2 separate regions of the Homo sapiens genome follow, and region 2 is linked to region 1. A link is an interaction called in ENCODE POLR2A ChIA-PET data of the cell type or tissue named here. Cell type or tissue: HCT116. All regions are shown on one strand. Each heading gives the region's core, and the rest is flanking DNA. Links, peaks and the distances in the headings are about the cores only.

Region 1 (4,527 bases), core at 332-4,331:
CACCTGGCAGCAGGCCTTCGCAGAGCCCCTCGAGTCGCCACGGTGTGCGTCTGCATCTCAGTGTGAGTGCGTTTGGGGCAGGTCCAACTGGCTGTCACTTGGTCTCTGCCACTGGAATATAATTTATTACACTTCAAATTGGTCAGTAAATTGGAATTTATAGCCCTAAAGTTAAAAGCAAGAGATCTGTTGGAATTTGCTGCTTCCAGAAATAACTGACGATTGTCTTGTGTGCATTCACTTGCTTTCTATTATGAGATAAGAAGCAGGAGGCGGCTGAGATGCACTTGGTGCAGCCTCCATTCCCAGTGCTTTGGGAAAAGAGCAAGTCCCATGTGTCCGCATGGCAGGTTCCCTTATAGAAAGTAGCAGTTAAGTCCCCAGTGAGCTGTTGTCCTGTGCCCAGAGGGTCTCCAGAGAGTAAGGATTCTTTTCTCCTTGTTTCAGGGTTCATAGTGGCGTCATGCACGCAGACTCCTGCAAGTTCCCCTAAGTTCTTAGAGGACTGCTTTGCCTTTTGATCTGAGAGTTGCAAAGTTCCATAAAGAATGGCCCTTGTGGATAAGCACAAAGTCAAGAGACAGCGATTGGACAGAATTTGTGAAGGTAAGAGCGTGTTTGGCGGTTTTTACCAAACATACGTAGTCCCTCACTCAAATCTTCGCTGGCTGCTCCCTTGAGTTGGCTGTGCCACTCCCCAAGCCAGAGTCCCTCCTCCGATTCCAACACTGCATACCATTGGCACCCTCTGCTGGGTGTCCTTGGCCGTGGGCCTGGCCTTGGCTTAGGACAAGGCCTGGCTTCTGGGGCGGGGTTGGGGACTAGGAGGACAGTTTCAGGGCTGGTGGGCCCTGAGGTCTATGTCTTCCATGTACCTAAGGTTATTTTGCATATAAAAGATGGTGTTGATTAGGACCATCTTTTTTCACTTCCTGAAATCTCAGGACTTTACCTGTTTTGGATTAAGATATTTACAATGCTGAATTCCCTGATACTATGAGATTCCTGAAGAGCCCAGCATTGCCCCTCGTGGTGTGTTCATGTCCCTGGTATCTTTGGAAATGTCTGGAAGTGTTCTGTTCATGAAAGGAAAAATAAACATAATTAAAATCTAATGGAAACCTGGGGACAAAACTCTGAAGTGTTGATTAAGCACTGCGCTCTTCCAGCTAGCGGGTGGTAAGAAACCAGCGTGTGGGTTCGGGTTTAGGGGTGAGTGCACCTGCCAGATGGGGTCAGTGCTACAGGGCTGCTCTTTGCTCAGGGTGATTGCTGGTACTGCCCTACAGGGTGGCTCTCGGAGGGAAGCGAAGATGGCTCCGCAGCCCCCTCTGCACCCTTCACGCACACGCTGAAGTTTAGTAGCTGACCCACCAGTTTGTGGACAGGAATATGCAACCCACAGGGCTTCCCCTGCAGCTGCCCATATGGAATTGTCTGTCCTATAAGTAGATGTGGCTCATGCCACACGGGGTGGGGACATCATAGACATTCTGCTGAGTGACTCCATGGCCTCACAGAACTCTGCGCTGCAAGAACACAAAAGCACTGACATTCCTGGGGTTCAGTATAAGGAGTTTGGCGTTAAAGGGTTTTTTTAAAGTAAACATTCACAAATTATAAAAACCTACAGAGAGGTTGGTAGGATGGTACAGTGAACACCAATATTCCATTCAGTTTTCCAGATTCTTTTGAGGGGAGATAAAGATAGAGATATACATATAAATAGACACTGTGTGAGTAGATGATGGATTTTCTTCCAGAACCATCTGAAAAAATTCAGGGGCAGCACTTTACTCTGGACTACCTATGGCATGGCACCTTTTATCCAATTTCGTACTGCTCCCAGTACCGGAATGAACCCCAGGAATCTAACCTCAGGGACAGTATTGTCTAGTATAGGCTGCATATTCGCATTTCCTCCACGTCTCTTTGCCTGTGCAATAGATAAGGGTCACGCATTGTGTTTAGTTGTTACATCTCTCTAGTCTCCTTAGTCTAAAATTATCCCCTGGGCTTTTTTGACTTTCAGAGACATTGGACTTACTGAAGAGCCCAGGCCCCATTGATTTGTAGACTATTCCACAGTATAGGTTCACCAGATTGTATGGGGAGTTGTAAAATTTACTCTTGACTTCCACTGTAAAGGTGCTTGATTGAGGTTACTGAGTACTTGCTTCTGGAACACGCTCGTGACTCAGCTTTCCAAGGTTACTAGCAGGAATGCCTCTGGGGCTGACTCCACCCCCTGCACCCAGGATTCTCCAGGGATGTTGCATCAGAAACTAGAATGGGATTGAAGAGCTAGCAGCGTTTCCTCTGTGTGTTTCCATGGCTGTATAAACCTGACTTGGGCAAAACCATTGTCTGCTTGCAGACCCTCTGTCCCATCCAGACAGGTGCTGAAGGATGGTTCACCAACCTTCCCACCCCCTTCATGTGTAATAGGAAATTTTCAGCCAATTTTTTATAACAGAAGTTTGCATTACCTTGTCTATGCATGGTGTTCCAGATACATTTGCAGTTATATATTTTAAATTTCTCAATAACTATCAACGCAGACAGGCCAAAATGCAGTTACTCCAGTGTGGGTCACCATCTATATGTCAGCTCCCTAGGCATCTCATTAAGTACTCACAGTTGGTCCCAAGTGCTTTGTTGGTGCTCCTCCTATGTATAAGCTGACTTAGTCCTTGTGGCACCTGTTATGGGTCAGGACAGGTGGCACCCATCTCACAGGTGCTGCCAGAGAGGCGTTGAGCAGTAGGCAGTTTGCACCCAGGAACCCGGGCAGTCTGTTTTTTTCTGTTTGGCCTTCTCTCATACCAGCTTGTTGGATTCAGCTCTTTCTTCCACCTGAAGGCCTTGAACATCTAACACACACAAACACACACACACACACACACACACACACACACACACACACACACACACCCCCTCTAGCTTTGAATTCTCACCATGTTTCTATTCTATCAACTACTTGTAGAATGTTCTGTATTGATATGCAGAGAGCCTGTCAAACTGTTTTTTTCTCCCTCCCCACTGCCTACACCTGACACAGGGACTTCTGCGTCCCTTAGGTTTGTTTTTTTTTTCTTTCTAAATGATTAAAAGCATGAAGCTGCCATGTTCTGCTGTGCTTACCCGGTCTGCTCCCAGGCTTGTAGGAACTTTGTCTTCCTGCTCTTGGTGTCTGGATACACCAGCTCCTTAAAATTCGTCCCCTCCCGCCTGCTACACAATGCCAACATCAAGCCCTGGTCGTGGGTCCCTAGGCTGGAATCAGGCAGGCCTCTCCAGGGTCCCACTCCAGGTACTCCGCTGGAATCTGAGCATCACCCCTGCACAGATACTTGTACAACCTTTCCCTGTTTTCTAAGGCCTGTCCAGCCCCTTCCTCTTTGAAACTTTTCAAAGCAAGAAAAAGTGGCATGGAGCTTGATCCTTCTGTGTGCCCAGAATCTGCCGTGGGGATTCACTCCGCCAGGCTGTGTCTCTACTCGGAGAGCAGGACACAGACAGTCTTTGGGACTCCAGCCAAATGAGCTGGAATAATGGTCTTTCTAGCCAATGTAAAAGCCACATTTTAATTTTTTTAATGTAACTCTTTGAGTTTGCTATTTATAATTGTTCCTTTTTTTTCTGATGCCTGCTATCAAGCAATCCTATAATACCATGTAAGAATTATTACGAAGGAGCCCTCTCGTAACACAGGCTGATCAGAACAAGATTGTGGTCTCCTCATTCTCAAGTATAATGGAGATCTTCCTATCTGTTTAGTCTGCTGACATAATTGACATTGTGAACTGCACCAGCTGGAGGGTTTTAGTACCTACTTTATCGCATTATGCCAGAGCTCCTTTGGTTTGCCCCAAACATCTATTGGTTGGAAATGAGGGCTAGCTAACAATCACTCAGCATTGCAAAGGGAACCCAGAAGAGCATCTTGCAGAGCCCTGGGTTTGTAGAACTTAATAAACCACAATGGCTGTTGTTGGTGGTAACTTTTTGTTAGAGCTGCTTCTTGTGGATTATGATAGAATCAGTCTGTAAACACTGCTCCCCTTTCCTGCGGCTGTTGCGATTGCAACTTGAAAAAAGTATGTGTTTCGTTTTACTGCGTTTTGTTCGAATGTGTTAGAGACGTGGAAAATGGTCCCCCGAGGATGGTATCAGCTGAGTTGTGAGTAGTCCCCTTGTAACATGACTCAGGGAGGGTGCTTCTCCATTTCCTCTGCAAAAATAAAAGGGACCTCCTCTTAAATAAACAAGCTCATGAAACATTCCGCACCTCTGGAATGTTCTCACGACCACAGAGGATAAAAGGAATGAGAACGTTGAGCTGGTTGGGTGGATATGAGGAAAAAGGAGACAAGCTGGTTTCTGTGAAACACATAGATAGTTAGAAAGTCTGGGAATCTCATTCTGCATCACCTTTGTCGCAGGAGGATGAGAAGTCTGAGAAGATGCTGCCGGGGATGAGGTGGAAGGGAGTTTCCCCAGTGGGTCTCTTCTGTGTCGCGGGCT
Region 2 (4,249 bases), core at 1-4,000, 54 kb before region 1:
GGGGTCTGGAGTCGCTGGGCACTGAGTGCGCGTTCTGAGTGCCATTCAAGCACCACGTAACGGTTGGGGCTGGTGTTGGGTCCTGAGATGGGCCATGGGCCACCGTTAAACTCAGGAAGCACGTGCTGCCCCCCCCCACTCTAGAAGGCGGGCTGTTTTCCTGGCGCTGTGTGTGCCATGCTTTGTGTGAACATCTCACTGGGTGTCGCTCTCATGTGGTAACTGGGCATGTTGTAGAAGTCGTTGCTCCTAAACGTAAGCCAGTGCCCACATTGGGTACGTTCTGGAAGAAACAGTGTGGCCCAACATGGGCTTATCCAGAGACAGGACACCTGCTGCCTGGTGACGTCACCACCTCCCGATGGCACCACTCTGTTCTACTCCACTGCCCCCGGGGCCTGACTTGCTACTATGGAACTAACCCTGTAGGATGAGGCCGCCATGCCCGTGTGTGTGTCTGTCCAGATCTGTCCCCACATACTTGCTGGTGGCGGGTGGGAAGAAGGTTAGATAAGTTACTGTCATAGATTGTGACTATGAAGTAATCCATTAGAATCTTCAGACAAGGAATGCTGGGAGTGGTGGCTCATGCCTGTAATCCCAGCACTTTGGGAGGTGGAGGCAGGATGGATCACTTGAGGTCAGGAGTTCGAGACCAACGTGGTGAAACCCATCTCTACTAAAAATACAAAAATGAGCTGGGTGTGATGGCACGTGACTGCAGTCCCAGCTACTAGGGAGGCTGAGGCAGGAGAATCTCTTGACCCCAGAAGGCAGAGGTTGCAGTGAGCAGAGATCATAGAGATCATGCCACTGTACTCCAGCCTGGGCAACAAAGGGAAACTTCATCTCAAAAAAAAAAAAAAAAAAAAAAAGAATCTTCAGACAAGGAAACCATGCTCTTTGACCTAGTAATCTCCCTTCCCCACCCAATGCCAAGAAAGCTCTAATGCACCAAGATTTTAGTTATGGTGTTACTTGACAGCAAAAAGACAGATGACTCAAGCATCCAACAGTGGGAAAACAGCTAATTCTTTTTCAAATGATGCCTTCACAGTTTGAAATAAGTAGAATGCTTGTCTTAAAATGAAAAGCTTCAATATCAAATGTTGAACATTTATGAATAGAACCATAAAAATAATCATGGGGGAAAGCTGATGAGGAGCAGTTCATAGTGATTATCTTTAGTTGGTAGAATTTTGGGTGATTTTTTTTTCCATACCCACTCCTCCTCCCCAAATGTTCTGTAATGAATATATGTTTGGGTTTTTTTGTTTTTTTCCAAGACAGGGTCTCACTCTGTCACCCAGGCTGTAGTGCAGTGGCACAGTCACAGCTCACAGCAGTCTTGACCTCCGGGCTCAAGCAGTCCTGCCTCAGCTCCCCACATAGCTGGGACCACAGGCATGCATCACGATGCCCAGCTAATTTTTTGTTTGTTTGTAGAGATGGGGTCTCCCTGTGTTGCCCAGACTGGTCTCAAACTCCCGGGCTCATGTGATCCTCCTGCCTTGGCCTCCCAAAGTGCTGGGATTACAGGTGTGAGCCACTGCACCTGGCCTATGTTACTTTTTAAATAGGGAATAAAATAGCTGGTCACCCTGATGCTTCCAAAGGAATCATGCATTTGTTGAAGAGGGGAACAGTGCAATGCAAGATTTACGAAGACAGAGCTGATTACCTTCCCTCCCCAGTCCTCAGATACTGTCTTTCTCCTTGCCTTTACCAGGACGTACAAGTGCATCTGAGCATACGGAGGGTGTCTGTGTTGGCTTACCGAAAGGAGTCCTGTTACTCCTGCATTCCCATTCGATATGGCAGATTGTGCATAGATACCTCTGCAGACCAGTAGGCCTCTCCAATACTTTTCTTTCCCTCTTACTGCCTTTGGGCATGTGTGCACACCCAGGATTTTACCTAAGTGGAATCTGTACTTACTATGGTTTTGGTTTGTGTTAAGTCATATCCTTTGTTTTTTCAATTGTCTCTTTTGGCAGAACCATGTATGCTAGCATCCAGCTGCCTGGGCTCAATTCCTGCCTCTGCCTTTGGTAGCTGTGTGGCATTGGGAAAATGGCTGATCTTTTCTTTGCGCCAATTTCCTCCTTAAATATAAGTAATAATAGTACCTGTTTTATAAGCTTGTAAAGGATAAATGACTTAGTACCTGCAAATTACATGGACCAGTGCTTGGAGACGTAAGCACTTTGCCAACTTGCTGTCAGTGTGGTTGGTTATTTTCCCCCATCTCCCCAGTTTTGTTTTGTTTTGTTTTGTTATTTATTTATTTTTTTTTTTGAGACAAGATCTTGCTCTGTCGTCCAGGGTGAGTGCCAGCACAGCTTACTACAGCCTCGACGTCCTGGGCTCAAGCAGTCCTCCCACCTCAGCCTCCCAAATAGCTGAGACTGCAGGCATATGCCACCATGCCCAGCTAATCTTTAAACTTTTGGTAGAGGTCGGGTCTCACTATGTTGCCCAAGCTGGTGTCAAACTCCTGGCCTCAAGTGATCCTTCCACCTTGGCCTCCCAAAGTGCTGGGATTACAGGTGTGAGCCACCACGCTGGCCCTCCTCAGCTTTTTTTTTTTTTTTTAAATAACCATTATTATTCCATATTTTTTCTATGAAATCATTTATAAACATAAAATATCTTAAGTCTGTAATTCAGTTTATGATACATATTCAGTTATGATACATTCTTTGCATTTCACTGTTTCATGTTTCAGCCAAATCCCATCCCCCCAACCTTTTTTTTTTTTTTTTTGAGCCAGGGACTCTCTGTCGCCCAGACTGTAGTACAGTGGCATGATCTCGGCTCACCGCAGCCTCTTCCTATTAAAGTACTGGGATTATAGGTGTGAGCCACCGTGTCTGGCCCCTATCCCTCTATTAAGTGCCTTTCAGCAATTCTGTTTTTAGAGGAAAATTCCTTTTTGCTTCTGCTTGCTCCTTTTACCACCCCTGCCCATGAAAGGGGGAGTTACCTGTCCAGAGCAAGTATAGCTTTGGCCGTGATCTTCAAGGACTATTGCATTGGTGCTGACTGCTGGGGCCCCTTGGCCCCCAGGTTCCCACCAGTGGAGCAAACACGAAGGGTGCAGCCTAGTCGGAAGTGTTCCCAAGGACAACATCAGTGTGCAGACTTCCAGGGGAGGGGCATATGAAACTGAGCCAACAGAGGCCAAGATGAGAACCCTCCTGTGACATGGTCCCACCCATTAGGCCATTCCCTTGGTCAGCTGGATGGCAAATACTAGTAGTGTATGCTATGGAGCAGACATTTATTAAGTCCCTGCTGTGTGTCAAGGATTGAGCTAGGACTCTGCAGGAAATGCATGTGTAGTTCAGTCCTGGAAGCTGCCCAGCTTCCGCCTCCTGGAAGCATCCTTTTCTCCCCAGCTGCTCTCGCCTGCACATCTTACATTCTCTGGCTGGTCCTTCTGGGTGTGTTCAGCCACTTTGAGCTGTGCCTGCCTGATCTGCACACTTTGCAAATGTGTAGACTCAGAAAGAGAAACAGCCCAAACAGTGGCCAGAAACTGTTCTTGGAGGCTCTAGGTTGACAAAAGGGTCCTTTAATAGCTCCAGGTTGACCCCTCCCCTAGACACCTGTGCTCCCCCTGAGCCACACCGTGACTTCGGAAGTTCAACTGTCATCCAGTTTGGTCGGCTCTTTCACAAAATAATTTCACTGATTCTGTCAGGCATTTTCATTACTTTGATTTAAAGTTTTTGTGTCAACCTCTGGTACTTTAGAATCTCCAGATGTTGAAAAACAAAATCCCATTGGTAATGTTTGTTTTCCTTTACACTTATGAAAAAAGCAACTTTTATTCTCGCCTAAAATTTATTGTCGAGAGCACGTCTTTTAAAGTAAAAAAATGTTTGCAGCATGTCATACGGCTCTGAAATACTATGTAGGTCGCAGCTTGTTTTGAGGCATAAGTGACAAATATACTTGTGAGAGATGTTATTCTTACCCTATTAAAGAAATTAGAACATGGCTTTTGTGTCTCTGATACTGATTTTATATCTTCGCAACCGAATTTGTGAATCCCAGCTAGAGTAAAAGACACACGTGATGCATGAAGAAAGTGAAATGGTTCTGTTTGGTATTTATCTCATCTTGATCTTTGGCTTGGAAGAACTGATAATGAAACTCTCTTTGGGAGGACAGAGAGCTCTGGGGCATTCATCTCCCAACTAGGTCTCCGAATTTGGTGCAGTTCTTGAAGGCAGGTGGGTTT

The links. ChIA-PET counts read pairs that join two places held together with the same protein. Peaks named below come from ENCODE experiments on the same cell type or tissue, not always from the same donor. Only the 100,000 strongest peaks of a DNase experiment are listed, where the experiment ranks them.
Region 2: POLR2A ChIA-PET joins it to region 1 with 7 read pairs; 2 of 35 experiments call an interaction of 5 or more read pairs at or near these places.

Annotation. Positions count from the first base shown.
Region 1 is chr10:125,035,076-125,039,602 of GRCh38, reverse strand. CTBP2 (C-terminal binding protein 2) reads left to right here. Exons shown (of 11, transcript NM_001329.4): 3 at 448-606. The coding sequence starts at 549. Among named protein-coding and RNA genes, the nearest start is that of MIR4296, 4.5 kb to the right of the region's middle. In HCT116, for the core only: a CTCF peak has its summit at 773 (motif pointing left); DNase peaks (open chromatin) are centred at 742, 2,232 and 4,272; H3K4me3 peaks cover 1,848 bases; H3K27ac peaks cover 3,336 bases.
Region 2 is chr10:125,088,803-125,093,051 of GRCh38, reverse strand. All of the region lies in intron 2 of CTBP2 (C-terminal binding protein 2), which reads left to right. Among named protein-coding and RNA genes, the nearest start is that of MIR4296, 58 kb to the right of the region's middle. In HCT116, for the core only: no CTCF peak of the experiment used is centred there; no DNase peak of the experiment used is centred there.